Regions from separate parts of the Homo sapiens genome. Here region 1 is linked to region 2. Evidence: chromatin loops called from intact Hi-C (ENCODE). Cell type or tissue: PC-9. All regions are shown on one strand. Region 1 has its middle 48 kb from the start of AADACL2-AS1. Region 2 overlaps AADACL2-AS1 (AADACL2 antisense RNA 1).

Region 1 (2,500 bases), 50 kb after region 2:
TTGACATTTTAAAAAGCTATGCCAGTCAATAAATAAGCACAAATTGTGTTATGCACCATAAAAGGAAAAAAATTACAAAGTTGTTTGAGAAAGATATTGGAGAGCCTAATATTTATTTGAGTTTTAGGATACATTACAACCAACCGAGTAACTTTTGGGTTTTATGTCTGCATGTTTATTTCTCTTATCTTTCAATAGAATTATAAACTGGGAAGGTGAAGATTTTTTTGCTTATCATGTTTATACCTCCATGTGGCAGTAAATGTAGTATATTGAACACGGAACACTAAATAAATATGTATTCAATAAATTAATGATTTTTCTATAGGTATTTGTCTCCTTTTGAGGTTTTCTTGTTTTTGTTGGTGCTTGGTTTTGTACTGTTTTTCATATCTTTTATCACATAAAAATCATGGTGAACCCTAAATGGTTTGATTTATAAACATAACTTTTAAGCACAAGGTAAATGTTCTAAAGGAAAAGAAATGCCCAAATGTGTTTTCTCATGAGTTTAATATTCAAGTTCAATTATATGTTGAAAGATATGTTTCTGTGGTTTAGTGACAGATTAAAATATTGGTTTATCTTTATTATAGAGGAATAAATCCTATTAGATATAAACTCTTTGAAGCAAGAGGCTATGCTTTAAATTGGTTTCGATCAATATCCAGTGCCTTATAAAAAGAAGGTACGGCCGGGCGTGATGGCTCACGCCTGTAATCCCAGCACTTTGGGAGGCCAAGGCAGGCGGATCATGAGGTCAGGAGATCGAGACTATCCTGGCTAACATGATGAAACCCCGTCTCTACTAAAAATACAAAAAATTAGCCGGGCGTGGTGGTGGGCACCTGTAGTCCCAGCTACTTGTGAGGCTGAGGCAGGAGAATGGCGTGAACCGGGGAGGCGGAGCTTGCAGTGAGCAGAGATCAAGCCACTGCACTCCAGCATGGGCGACAGAGCAAGACTCCATCTCAAAAAAAAAAAGAAGATACCTGGTAATCAATGAATGGGTAAATGAGTAAATGAATGAATGCAAAATGGCCTTCTCTTTCATCAAACTTTATGTTCTCAAGCCATACACGTTTCATCTAGACTCCACAATGCTAGACGTTTTAGGGGGAGTTTTTCATTTTTTTGTTTTTTAATGATATTCCTAAGGTTTGAGCAGAACACCATAAAGATCATAACATTAAAATGAAATCAAAATTGGCCTTTTGCTTCCATTTTAGGGTTAACAGAAACACTGCAAGTTAGACTGCCAATCATCTCCCAATCAAATAAAATTCTTTGTTTTTCTTCTTTAGTTGTTATGTTTTATCTACATCCTTCTGCTATTCAGATGTTTTTCTCAAGTGACTTGGACATTGTAGTTCTCAGAAAAGATCTATTTTTACCAGTATGAATGAATTGTAGCTTAAGCTGCTTCCTGGCTGAGGAAGGTAGCTATTAAAACACTAACCAATAGAGGCTGGAATATGCCCAGTGGAAAGTGAGTGTACAGGAAAGCAAGCAAGAACACTGTCAGAAAAAGGAACATTTTAATGCATTCCAATGAGGCCAAAGATGCCACTAGGGTTTGAAAGGCAACCAGTTGTGATGAGCATCAATGACTCATGAAAACCACAATTTAGTTTACTTTACAGCTCCTGCTGCTGTTTCAGATGACTTAAGTCCTAAACTAATTAAGGAAAGTCACAGATTTCAGTATGGCCAAAGATAGGAATTGACCTATTTCCATCGATTTTCATTTCAGTGACACAATCATTGCTGGAGGCAATCCAACTTCTGTGAGTTTGACCTTTGTCATTAGAAAAATGAAAAAAATTAGATTTAATGATTTACAGGCTCCAATGCAGAATGATTGCTCCAAAAATAAGGTTTTCTAAAGAGAAAGAACTTTAGCGACATTCAAAATATTTCCAATTGACACACAGAAAAGTCTTGCTGTGCATTTGGAACTCTCTATTTCCACACATATCAAGGAAGGTTCGTGATGCCAGAGTTGCATTGGAGGTTCCCAAAGACCTCCTGGTTTTCCATATGGTAGAACCAGAACAGAAAGTCTTTCTAAACCCTGGGAAGCAGAGTAGCTTAAAAGTCAGCTAACTTCCATTCTAATAGCAGCTTCTGTGGAGTGAGGACATCACAATGTAAAAATGTAATCATATCTTTAAATTTTCCTTGTGGAAATAAGGTGTACAAAATTGAGCAAATCATTAACAGTACATAAATGGTCCACTGACAGACTTTTTTTTTTTTTTTTTGATTTGGAGTCTCACTCTGTTGCCCTGGCTGGAGTGCAGTGGCACGATCTCGGCTCACTGCAACCTCTGCCTCCTAGGTACAGGCAATTCTCATGCCTCAGCCTCTGGAGTAGTTGGGATTACAGGCACCTGCCATCACACCTGGGTAATTTATGTATTTTCAGTAGAGACAGGGTTTCACCATGTTAGTCAGGCTGGTCTCGAACTCCTGACCTCAGGTGATCTGCCTGCCTCGG
Region 2 (2,500 bases):
TGATTCATTTAATCCCAATTACAATGTGTGAGGCAGACACTCTTTTGACCATATTTTACGGATGAGGATATTGAGCATGGTTGTGGTGCTCAGCAGGGACTTGAAGGCAAGGGCAGCATCCCTTATTGCTAGCTGAGGGACAAGCATAATAGATGTGTCTAGAAAAAACTGTTTTCCCTTTGGGCTTGCAAAATAGGAGGTTCACAGAGAATTACAGGGTAATCCCTTTATTGAGAAATTACTAAAACTGGTTTGCAATTTGCTTTGTTTGCACAGTTGTGCATCTCTCTAAATGTATTACAGGCTGGTACAGTCAGCACTCGCAACGGGACAACTTCAGGGTCAGACTTTAAAGTATATAGAGCTTTTTCACTCCCATTCCCTTTTCTGTGTTCCCAGATTCCATGAATCCTTTCTTTCCACTCTCTTCCCCTTCAGTCAGTCTCTGCTGTTGCTAGCTCCTCGTGAATTCTTTAGTTCTTTCCTCTGAAGACTCAATCTCACCCACAGGTTTCGACAACATTGTGAACACGGGACTCGGCAAGGTCAAGCAGTGACCAGACTCGGGGAATACTTGAGAATAAATGTTTGCTGCCCAACCTGAAACACCTAGGTAGTCACAGATTTTGTGCAGAGTTGGTGCTTAAAGGCCAGTTGCAGGCCCTGTGGTAAATTTCAGGAATAAAGGTAGGACCTCAGTTGAGAACCAGCAGCCAAATACAAGTCAAAGTGCAGCATAATGAGAGATGCACAAATATCAAAGCAATCCAAGAAGGAGAAATTAAGTAGTGGCAGGTAAATTAAAAGTCAGAGAGAGCTTTGGAGAGAGTGAGCATGTTGGGATAAACTTTGTCAACCTAGAGGATGTGGCTTCGGTGATCTCATAACCATGCGCCGTTGGGGTGTTATGAATCTGTACACACCACAGGTGGAGGCTTAAAGACAGCTATGTGCTCATTGAACTACTGAAAGCCACACAACCCAGATTTTCTTCCTCCAGGGGGTCTCAATGGAACACCGTTCCTTCTCTGTTCCCTCCTTCCCTCTCTCCCTCCCTTCCTATAATTGCCCTTTTCAGTCCTTTTCAGGCACCAGGTACTTTTCAGGTGCTAGGGATCTAGTAGTGAATAACACCCTACCCTCGAGGAATTCACATACTAGAAGTAAAGAGAGACCATAAACAAAAGTCCTACTGGAATTTCTATTTGCCAAGATTTCCCCGATGTATTTTTTGGACGTCAACCTAAGCCTGACCAAGAAACCCTCATTAAAACAAAAGTTACAGCTCCAGCCTCTGTGTGGCTAGTGGATAAGCCTCAAGGCAGCTCACAGCTCCCTCCTGAAAGACTTGTTTGCCTCATGGTTTTTTATGGATGAATCATGCTTCCTACTAGACTCCTGAGATTTTTTTTTAAAACTCTTGTCTTAATGTTCTTTTCTTTTACCTCTTTTCTTTTTATCCTAACCCACCTTCAGAAAATAATAAGATACAAGTCATGTATAACTTAAATGTATGTAAAACTTTAGTTTAAATAAATGTACCATCTTTCAGGGACACAGCCATCTTACTTCTTAGTTTGAAAAGTTGAATGAAAGTATTTTTTCCCTATTAGAAACATTTTAAAAGTAAGGATCTAAATGAAGTGACTACTAAGAATAAAGCCTGTCCAAATATACACCTTTTTTTATTATGTGGAAGGCAGGAATTTATTCAATGTTTCCTTCGGTTTTAACCAGAAACAAAAAGTACCTCATGCCTTCCAAAAATGCTCAAAGATAACGAGGAATTACACTGCCTCATCCTAATTCTCTCAAGCTTAAATTTCTTAATTACAGTTGTTTGCCAGCAGTTCTTTATTAGTATAGAGTCAGCTTCCAACAAAGGAGGAATCATTAGTGCAGCAAGATAGCTGGCCTCTTCGGGAGGAAACAGACAGCTGGAAGTCCACGACCAATTCTCAGTAAAGGGACACTGCATGGGTAGGAAAATGGTTGAAAGTAAACTTAGGTAGCTGAAAAGAGCCATGTCTGCCATGGCCTCGTGTTGAAGTTAGAGCAGAGCACACCTATTTATTCTGACAATTTAAGACCTCATTAACTAGACACTGCTTAGGGCAAATTAATTGTGTTGAAAGAGAAACACCCATCAATACATTTATTAAGTGTACCCCTATTATTAGAATCTTTATATTTTATATTCTGGGTAGGGTGGAGACAGCGAACTTGCTCTATAAATGATTAGTAAAGTGTTTTTTGTATATTTGAGTCAGACTAAAAAGTGTCCAAATATGTGCTAATGGTAACCCAGTCTCTAAAAATAAACTATGTGCCTGTTGCTTACAATGCTGGCTTCTTTGAGATCTATTTTACATGGTTTTTCCATGCCCAGAAAAAAAGAGGTGCGGCTCTTACTGCAAACACATTTGAAAATCTATCTGATGATTTTGTAGGGCCCAGAAAGCACCTAAACATGACTCACATATTACCAGCTTCAGAGCAA

What was found. Peaks named below come from ENCODE experiments on the same cell type or tissue, not always from the same donor. Only the 100,000 strongest peaks of a DNase experiment are listed, where the experiment ranks them.
Region 1: it touches region 2 in a loop (4-fold over the local background); 4 of 110 quality-filtered maps call a loop at or near these places.

Annotation. Positions count from the first base shown.
Region 1 is chr3:151,974,830-151,977,329 of GRCh38, forward strand. No RefSeq gene overlaps it. Among named protein-coding and RNA genes, the nearest start is that of AADACL2-AS1, 48 kb to the left of the region's middle. In PC-9, no CTCF peak of the experiment used is centred here; a DNase peak (open chromatin) is centred at 1,562; H3K4me3 peaks cover 397 bases; H3K27ac peaks cover 952 bases.
Region 2 is chr3:151,924,705-151,927,204 of GRCh38, forward strand. All of the region lies in intron 1 of AADACL2-AS1 (AADACL2 antisense RNA 1), which reads right to left. Among named protein-coding and RNA genes, the nearest start is that of AADACL2-AS1, 2.2 kb to the right of the region's middle. In PC-9, no CTCF peak of the experiment used is centred here; DNase peaks (open chromatin) are centred at 1,347 and 2,467.